2 separate regions of the Mus musculus genome follow, and region 2 is linked to region 1. Evidence: chromatin contacts called from ENCODE Hi-C or POLR2A ChIA-PET data. All regions are on one chromosome and are shown on one strand. The core of a region is the stretch at or near the end of the contact, and the rest is flanking DNA. Distances in the headings are between cores, read along the strand shown.

Region 1 (4,895 bases), core at 2,208-4,707:
TTTTTAATGTGGATTTAGTTCTCATCCAACTATTTCCTGAGGCTTTGGGCCTTCCAGACAAACCTTGTTCGGAAACTTGATGTGAAAAACTCACTTGTGTGCTCAATGCATCAACATGATTCAATTTGGGATTATATGCAAGTAAGAGAAATCTGCACACAAGTGACCAGTAAGTAAAAAAGTGAAGAAAAATGCTGGAAAATACTAGTTAAGAGTTAGTCTTGGTGATAACTATAGAGCAAATGGTATTTATTGTCACTTAGGAATCCTGGTCCCATTTTCACTACTTTGGGCATTAAAATCTAAATCACATTAATACAATTTCCCAACTAAATAGAAAGGAGAGGTATTTCAGATATATGTAGAAGTGAAACTTTATTGACGTAATTTATACATCTAAGAGGATTTCACTAAAGCTGGCAAGGTAACGTTTCTGCAAATAAAACAGTAAATGCAAGGCTGGGCTCTGTGCCAGGGAGAATATGGATAGCAGAGAGCATGGCAGGAACCTCCTTTTTGCAAAGACAATCCGGTTTCAAGGCAGCCTCCTACCACTTGCAAAATAAACGACTGGAGTAATGTTTCCAATAAGGATTTACCCTTCCTAACAATGGGTCATTTATATGATTGCAATAAACTAGTTTTCATACATCACCTGTGTTTCCTACACTCTTCTCCCTTCTTTTGCTCCCCCTTCCCTTCCCCCTCTTTCTCAGATCTTCCTTTCTCTCCCTCTCTTAGTATCTCTGTGAACTCTAGACAAGGATTTACTTTTGCAACCTAGAAGACAGGAGAAAGTTAGAAATGTTTTTTATCCCGGGTCTGTCCTCTGAGGAACATCTGTTTCTTTGTGTGTTTAAATTTATGCCTGTTGGAGAGAAAGTTACCAGAAGCCATTCTGTAACTGTAACTCTTCTACGGTATTTTTCTCAGTCTAGTTTGCAAAGGCTGTAGTTGGAACTGGGCTTTGTAGTGTTCCCCCGCCTTCCACCCTCCTCCGGAGCGGGGGAGGGAGCGGGAGCTGGCACAGATAGGAGAGAAAGCAGGAGCGGATGTGGAGGGCTTTGGTGCTGAACTTGGATCCAGCCCTTGCCTAGAGGGCGCAAACAATCGTCCCATATCCAAAAGTCTTACGAAGGGCGCCAAAAGTTACTTAAGATAATATTGCTAACCGCAGAATGCTGGAAATCGCGGGCACATCCACTGCTGCAACAAAAGAAGTTTCTAAAGTGGAAATATCAGCATTCAATTACTTTTTCCCATTTAAAAAAAGAAGACATGGCAACAGGCAGTTATTTAAAAAAATCCCCTTGAGAATCAAAAGTAAAATTCTTTGCTGTTTTGAAAAGAGGCAGATGTGAAGTGTATCTATACACCAAAAAAAAAAAAAATCCACTTTGGAAGAGAGCTTCCCCAGAGCGCGCGCGCGCGCGCGCGCACACACACACACACACACACACACACACACACACACACACACGGGACAATAACTTGTCACTGTGCCTCAGTTACATGTTGGTTCCCTCAGCCAGAAACTTCTGTCGAGGAAACTTGGAGAGTCTTGAAGTTATAGATCCCAGCAAAGGGTTTCGTGGCCAGGAATGTTTCTCTAACTCCTCTTAGCTTGGAGGGCATTTCTTCCTTCCTGAAAGCCACAAGGAACCAAGGAAAAGCAGTTGCTTAGTTTGGGAAAATGGACGTTCTAACTAAAGGTTGAAGCTATTACTTTCCTTCAATCCTTAATATGTAATCGGAATAATATGGATTCCAAGAATATTCAAGAGCAGGGGGTGGGAATCAGGGGGAGAAGAATGGATTCTTGAGCATTAGCCCTAAACGGACTAGAGAACAAACAAACTTTAGACTGCCGGCTGTCTCAGCAGAACATTATATTTGGCCTTTTCTAGTAGCAGGCTTACCCACCTAGAAAAAAAAATCTGAATGAAAGTGATCATACCCCCTCACTTTCTTCTGTCGGGTGGGCATGCCTGCAGACTCTAGTCCTGTCATCTCCACCAGGGAGCGGATTCCCAGTCTGTGTGCCAGCGTCGGAATCTGGGGAGTTTTAAAGAAGGGTAGGTAAATACAGAAGGCTGCAAAACTTCAGGAGGGAGAGGAGGAGGAGAAAATGAGAGTTTGGAGGAGACAGGTATACTTTTTCCCCCTCTAGAAGAAAAGAGAGTCTAGAGAGAAAGTGTTGAGTTTTTTTTTTTTTAAGGAAGAAAGAAAGAAAGAAAGAAAGAAAGAGAGAAAGAAAGAGAGAAAGAAAGAAAGAAAAGAAAGAGGGAAGGAAGGAGGGAAGGACAGAAGAAAAAGAAAGCTGGAAGAGCAGGCTTGTTGGCAATGTGCCAAACCCTAAAACCACCCCCCCCCCTTCTGCCAAAACAATACTTTAGCAAACCTAAAATAATTGCAGGAAGCTCTTTTCCATCTTGAGAACTATTACCTGGGGAAGGGAAAAGTTGGGATCCACAAAGACGCACCCTTGAAGAGTGTGTCTGGGGAACAGGGACTCAGATGTTAGTCCTGGGCTCCCATTTGGGGATACAAACATATCTCTTTCCTAAGGGGGCAACCCTTTCACAGTTTTCCTTCTCAGTATACAGAAAAATGTCCCAGCTAAACCACTGTTGTTTCTGACGTGACAGAACTTTTTTGGGCGTTTGTGTTTAAACCCACCAGCTCCTGGGTTCTGGGAGAGAAGAGCGTTCGCTCATGACTCTCCTCCTTGCTTTCTCCAGACACCTCCTCCCCCGCAATCTGGGGAATCTTTGGGGTGATCTTCCTATCCCCCCCACCCCCAGATTCTGACTGCTATAGAGTCGTAGCTGAAAAGTTAGCAGGCTTTTGTGCATATTACCTCTCCCGACGATACTATTCCCATAGAAAGCTTCGCAGGAGAGATTACAATGCTTTTGAGCTTTACCGCATTTCAGAGGAAGGGAGGAAAAGTTACCTAGAAGGTCTGATTTTTTACAAGAAATTTGCATACATGCAAATGTAACGCGCGCCCTTCTCTGGGGTTCCTAGGGAGCCCAACCCGCGGCCCACGGGGGTGCGGGGCGCCCCGACAAAGTTGCCCCAATCCTCTCCCGACGTCCGCGGAGGGCTGCGGCGCGGGTGGGGGGATGGGGAGGAGGAAAAGTAGTTTTGTTTGCTTAAGCACATCCTGTGGCAGCCTATAGCCGCCCGGAGGACACGCTGAAAAAACCGCTCCGCGCCGCGTTCCCGGGGACCGCGCCGAGCGGGGCGGGGGGCGGGGGGCCGCGGGAGGCAGCGAGCGCGGAGCGAGCGGCGGGCGGGCGGGCGGCCCTGCAGGCTGGGGACCGGTGTCAGCGCCGCAGCCGCCCCTCCCCCACCCGGCTCCCCCCCACCCCGCCCCCCCACCCCCACCCCACCCCACCCCCACACCCCCGCGGCGGCGGCGCGAGCGGGCGGCGGCCGTGCGGTGCGGTGCAGAACGCGGCGCAGGCGGGCGCGCGGGCAGCTCGCGGGCACCCGGCCGGCCGGCGCGGGAGCGGGAAAGGGTGCGCTATGCCTTTAACGCCCGCGTACAGTAGACAGTATAGTGGAGTGTAGGGAAACTCTAGGCGGGGTTAAAGTTCAGCGCGTGGAGCGGCAAGAGCGCTGGCTGCTGCAGTTGAGCCGAGTTGGAAATGTGAACGCAAGAAGCAGGCTTGATTTTTTATTCCTCCCCCCCTCCTAGCTCTCTCCTCCTCTCTCTCCCTCTCGCACCCACACTCACGCACACCTCCAGCCCGCACACAGACGTGCACGCACCCCCCGCCGCCCGGCAGTTATGTATTCTCCGCTCTGTCTCACCCAGGTAAGCAGCTGCGGGGGCGCGGGGCGGCCGTGTGCCTCGGCGGGAGCCGTGTCTGCGCGTGTTTCTGTGTGTGCGCGCGCGTGTGCGGGGGGGGGGGCTGCAGCTTTAAGAAAGTAACTTTGTTTCCATGCGGGTGCATTCCTCCTGCTCGGCCATTTGTGTGGGCACATGGCTAATGGCGCCCTCTTATTAATGCGTTAATTAATATCGGGGCGCCGGACTGCGGAGCTCCGCCGGGGCTTGCGGGCGCCCCGCACGTGTGTCCGCGGCTGCAGCCCCTGACACGCTGCAATCTGGACTCTGGCGGCTGCGGCGCGGAGCGCGGTGCCCGCGATTCCTCCGCTCCAGGGAGGGGCGGCTGAGCCCCGCAAGCCCCGCACGCCGGCTGCACCCGGGGCGCCCTGGCTGCCGGGGTCCTCCCGCGCCGCCGCGCCCCCCGCCGACGCCCCGAACTCTTACTTTTGTTTTGTGCCAGCTTTGCGGGCCGGCCCGGGCAGCGCCCCTCGGACGCGGCGGGCGGGCAGTGCTAGCCTTAGTCCGTGGGCTGCGGAGACGCACTCCCCGCGCCGGCCCGGGACCTTGCTGTCCTTGCCTCCTGCCCGCGACCCCCAGGCGAAAGTTTCGGGGTCTGGCGAGCCCACGCCGCGGAGGCCACAGAGCCGCCAAGGCCGCGGGTCGGGCCGGGCTGGGCCGCTGCGGGCGGAGTGGGACTCCGGCTCGAGGGCGAGCGGCGGCCAGGGCCCGAGTCGGCTGCCCCGCCGCCGCCGCCGCCTAGGCAAGCCCCGGGCGGCTCAGCCAGCAGGACCCGGCAACTTTCCCTGCAGCCCCACTCGCGGCGTGGGGCCTGGTGCCCCTCCGCCTGCCCCTCCTGCCCGAGCCTCCCAGCCCATCCCTCCCGGTCGAGTCTGCACCAGCAGCAAGGAAACACTGCTATTTTGCGGCTCCGGATCTGGTCCCGTTTGAATATATTATTTATTTTCTCTGACTAAAAGGCATAAAGTCAGAGTGATTTGCGCTAATTTTTCTCTTTAAGTACGAGTCTTTATATGGCTTTAAAACATTGCACCCT
Region 2 (5,160 bases), core at 2,377-4,876, 37 kb after region 1:
GAGTACAATAGGGTGTCAAAGCTAGTCTATTGGTAAGAATGGGTATGTAGCCTCATGATCTATATTTTCTGTGATATTTTCTGAAGTATAATTAGCTTAATCTTTCTTCTTCACCCTCTCTAGTTCAACTACACCCATCAGGGCAGTTAACTGAGGCACTGTTCTTTGTATTATACTAGGAATTCTTTATAAACGTAATAAATGAATGTCCATTTTCTTATAGGCCTTATTCTCTAGTGGACCTCTAGTGAATCTTGGTAGCTTCTTTCCACGAATGATAATAGAGGTGGTATGTATAGATCCCTCCATAGAAAGGGAGAGAGGCATGTTTGTAATGAGTCACTGGGTTATGATATGAGATTTGCTTTAGCCTTGTGTTGCTATTTTTTCCTTCTGGAAGTTTAAGACTGTTCCCTATCCTGATGCATTGATGTCAAGTCTATTAAGAGATCAAGAATAGAAAAAAAAATCAATTCATGGGGAGGCATAAGTTTTTATGTTAATAGATGAATAGATGCTGTGTTTTTTTACATAAATATTATGTTTTATTTTTAATTAACTTTTTGGTGAGCATAACAAATGTTTTGAGATTGTTTTATATTTCATTGATAATGTCTTATTAATGATTAATTTTTGTCCTTATAAGTTTTAGTTTATTATTTAGGCATTAAACTACCAAATACATGTATTAAGTGCCTGTTGTGTATGAGTCTCTAATCCTAGTGGTGAAAACACACGACAGGGTCCCTAGCTTCAATGATCTTGTTTTTAATATATATATATATATATATATATATATATATATATATATATATTTCAAATTATATGTATATTTCATACTATCAATGATGTACATTATATATTATGATATATGCACATACATACATATGTATGTATGTATATATATATATCATAATATATAATGACTATTTTACCTTCTGCATATCTGTGTATCTGTGTATCACGTGCATGCCTGGTGCCTGCATATGTCAGAAGAGAGGGTTGGGTCTCTTGGAACTGGAATTATGGGTGGTTGTGAACCCCCACGTGAGTGCTGGAAACTGAATCTGGTTCCGCTGCAAGAACAACAAAAACTCTTAACCAGTGAACCATCTCTTCAACCTTCTTGTTATCTTCTTAAATTTTACTTTTATTTATTTGAAGTGCTAAGCATAGAAGCTCAGGCCTTATACACAGTAGGCAAATACCTTATTACTGTTTCTAAAGGAAAGAAATCATCTAAGTACATGAACTCATGGCAGGAGAAGGATGAGACCACACTCTTCTTAACTTCTATGTAGAGAGAGACAAAGTGCAGGAGTGAGAGGTTCAGGTATATGTGCATATCTGTACGCATCTCCCAGGGAACGTGTATATGTGCATATCTGTACGCATCTCCCAGGGAACGTGTATATGTGCATATCTGTACGCATCTCCCAGGGAACGGGTATATGTGCATATCTGTACGCATCTCCCAGGGAAGAACCTTATGACAAAGCAGAAAGGCCACACCAGTGAGGGGTCTGTGTGGCAAATGGAGCATGTGAGTCTGGGTCCATATAACTAGACCATTTGGTGTTGAAATAACACGTGACATGGTGCGTCTCAGAGGGAACTAGAAAACGTAACAGCGTCAGGTATCCAGGTAAGAGGCAAATCACATTAATCTGGAAAAATGAGATTGTCTCTCAATTTCAAGATTGTTTAATGCAGTGTAGAGAACATAAAAGGCACCATTAGTCTTTTCTTCTGTAATGCAAGCAGGAAACATTTCAGATAGATCAGTATGACTTCCAGTTGAAACAAAGACTATAGTTGGCATTTAATCTTAAATATTTGTGGACATACCTAGTGGCATTAACCTTAACATGGCTATTCTCCTCCCTAGTAAGACTTAGAAATTCTGCCTTCCCAGTTCCTGAAACTCATCTACCATTGACTTGGATGCCTGACCCTGGACCACACATTTCTTTCCTTATTTATCTGGTCCATATAATGAATGGCTTTTCCACGGGAACTAATTCAGTTACTGAGCACAAGTGCCACACACCTTCAGAAAGTGACACTGCAGGTGTTTAGTGAGAGGAAATTTCGTTTGTCTTTTATTCAGAGACACTATCTAGAAACGTGAGCTTATGATATATTAATCGGAGAAACTGGCATGAGTCAGCACTTCATTCTCATCTGGGCACTCATAAAACAATCTACATGGCCAACATAGCATCATGTTTGTAACTGAGCTTTTGTTTCTGTATACTAAGGAAACTGAACATTTTGTTCTTTGACAAAAATGATTCTTTAGGTTAGGGTCAAGAAATGGATTCGTGATGATATCTGCTTAATTGTTGAGGATATTCAGCCAAAACTTAGAGACAATGTATCAGGGTTATACTTCATGAGCAGACACTTGACTTTAGTCTTTGGATAGAAAAGCTACACATCTGTCTGCACTCCTTGGGCCATGTTAACTTGGATATTATTTTAAAAATAAAAAGTTTGAGGGAAAAGCTTGCACATAGAGAAAGTTTGCAGCACATTTCCTGTGTGTTGTAGGGTATACCTGTTTCTCGGAGGGAGCCTGATCTCTAGAAACAGCATGTTTGTGTCCTCAAGGAGGAGAAGGGATCTTCTGTCTCCATTTGACTGTTTTTATGGGTCAAATAGCATTTCTTTACTTTAAGTTCTGTGGTATGTTCTGTGGTTTGTGTTAGGCTCTGTAACATTTATAATTATATGAGCTGACAAGATGGAATTAACTTAATTGAGGAGTTTTGCATAGTGTCTGTACCAACATCCTAATAAAATAATATGAAATTCAATAAGTATTGCCGAGTGGGCCAGCACTCCACTCATGGAGGCTCACTAAACGGGATATATTCTCGTGGCACCCTTCCAGAATGTAGAAGAAACACATTTATCTAGGTGATTAGTATTCTTCCTGTCTGCCAGATTTAAGAATTGTTTGGAAATATTGTTAGAATCAAAATCATGTCTGTTGCTACACAGGGTTGAGCATTCCAGGCAAACCCTGGCCGGTTTGTTGTTCTCATGACCACTGATTTTCATGTCTGCCCTGACAGTGACAGTTTTCAGTGACAGCAGCCAGTACAAGGCAGGGCACTCCTTTTTTAGACCCACCTCAAAGCCATTCCCGAAAACACTTTGAAAGACATTGTGGAGACACTCGGGGCCTCCATAGTTTGGCTCTTGGAAGTTATTAGCAGCTTGTAGTCCAATCCATTTTAAACTGAAAGGGACGTCTCTGCACAGCACACATTCATCACTTCTCCAGTTCTAAACTAAAGAAAGATGAAGACACTGAAAGTAGGACTTTAAGAACATTTGGAGCATAGAGACTTTTTAAACTTTCAGATCCCCATATTAAATTTAAAGTGAACATAGCATGCTTTGCATTGGACAGTATTGGGCCGGGTACTGTATTTTGTTAGTGATAACTGCTCGACATAATTCCAGGGACAGCTTTAAAAATCTAAAATAAATTTGTGATAACTGTATTAGCAAATTCTAAGGTCTTAAATTGACCTCTAGGACATTAGGAAATCAAATTTAAAGCATTGCATTGTCTGTTACTCAATGGAGCGGGCTGAGGACAGCGTGTGACTTGTGATCGTCCAGTGATGCAATAGCTGTGTGCTCCAGTGTGGGTTAGGGTTGATCAGATGACCGCCTTTAACTATGCCCTTCCCGGAGCATTTTGAATGGCTGTTTTCAAGTAACAACCTAGGCAGTTACCTTATTGATTTTAAGAAAGACCCTTTTTAGCTATAAAAGCATATACTATCTTCTTTGGATTCTGGCTTAGAAATTACCTACTATGGTCAGAAATGTTTACCCAAAACTCTCTCCTCAAAAACAAGTAAAACTTATATGGAGTAAAATTTATAAACAAGAAAACAGAAGTATTACACACACACACACACACACACACACATGCACACATTACACACCTTTGCACATGCACACATGCACACATTATGTACATGCACTTCCACTTTCTCCCCTGGAATTAGTTTTCATTGAACATGAAGACACTTTTCTACTCATTTGGATTCTATTTTTACTTCATTCACAGGAAGTGATGACTATACACTCAACACAAACAGAGTTCACTTCATGGGGTGAAGAATTTTCACTCTGTAAATAGATTTCAAAATGAAAGAACCTTTCTTGCTCAGCACCATCACATGCACATTAGGTTCCATCATGTGCACAGTAGATACCATGTTACACAGAGCGGACCAAGTTATGTTCAATAGTGTGTGACCAGATCGCCAGTATCCTATCAACGCAAAGAGGAATTCTTAATCTAACTTGTTTGGAAGCATGAATGTACTCGATAGTATCTTGGTAAGAAGAAATGTTTACCACCTAGACCTCAGAAGTCAGAGGTGACATGGAATGAGTTTGGACTTTGCTTCCTTCACACTGTCTTTCAGTTTTAAAGTTATAGAATTTCATTTTCGTGAGTGTGTGTCATTGCAGTGGGTTAATATGAAGGTGGAAAGATACTCTAAAGGGAGACCAGCATCACCGCCCATCACAGGAAAGATTCTAGGAAACAAATGGGTAGCCATAGGCTTGGAATCATAGAATGTCCTAGTTGTGAGGGACCTTAAGTTCCATTTAATCCAAAATTTAGATCCCACGACCTGGATGAGATATGTGTTTTGTAATTGTGAATGGACTTTACTCATGATGTACTTCTAGTTGTTTATGTTAATAATGAGAATAATCTGTATGACAGTCTCCCTTTCTTTGGATGTTTGTATGATGCTTGTTAATCTATTTTCGGTAAAAACATGTAAGAGAAAATTGCAATCGAGCATTGTAATCTGAAAAAAAAGTAATCTGCAATTATTGGATTGATTGTGCTTTTGGCAGTGAAGTTGTTATAGTTTGAAGTTTTTAACCAACTTGAATATGTCCCAGAGTTTACACAGGGTTGTTTATAGTCTCACTAGAGACAATCTATCTGCTTCTTTGTCCTGACATTTTATATGGATGTCATGAACCAACATCAAGACAACATAAGTAGCAAGCACTATGGATTTCATTACTCACTCCAAACATGGGAATTGCAAAATATCTTTCTTTAAATATTTTCTCACTGTGGTGCAACTGTGGAGGGCCAAATTCCAG

Evidence for each region. Hi-C counts contacts between places; a loop is a spot of excess contacts on that map. ChIA-PET counts read pairs that join two places held with the same protein, here RNA polymerase II (POLR2A).
Region 2: a loop to region 1 is called in a map of heart, with 2.0 times the contacts of the local background. The contact joins the enhancer-like site here to the promoter of Nfia in region 1. A Hi-C loop is called at or near these places in 5 of 37 maps with a recorded cell type or tissue (adrenal gland and heart). POLR2A ChIA-PET finds 5 or more read pairs at or near these places in 1 of 5 experiments (Patski).

The regions. Positions count from the first base shown.
Region 1 is chr4:97,774,169-97,779,063 of GRCm38, forward strand. Nfia (nuclear factor I/A) reads left to right here and starts at 3,458. Exons shown (of 11, transcript NM_010905.3): 1 at 3,458-3,826. The coding sequence starts at 3,800. Gm38709 (a long non-coding RNA gene) reads right to left here and starts at 3,255. Exons shown (of 5, transcript XR_003955232.1): 1 at 2,861-3,255; 2 at 1,958-2,055; 3 at 1-1,645.
Region 2 is chr4:97,811,090-97,816,249 of GRCm38, forward strand. The region is part of intron 2 of Nfia (nuclear factor I/A); the gene reads left to right. Among named protein-coding and RNA genes, the nearest start is that of Nfia, 36 kb to the left of the region's middle. Within about 2 kb of position 3,627, at least 1 of the 3 ENCODE cell types and tissues checked has a DNase peak (open chromatin) inside an H3K27ac peak, as active enhancers do; it is heart, where a contact is called at or near this core.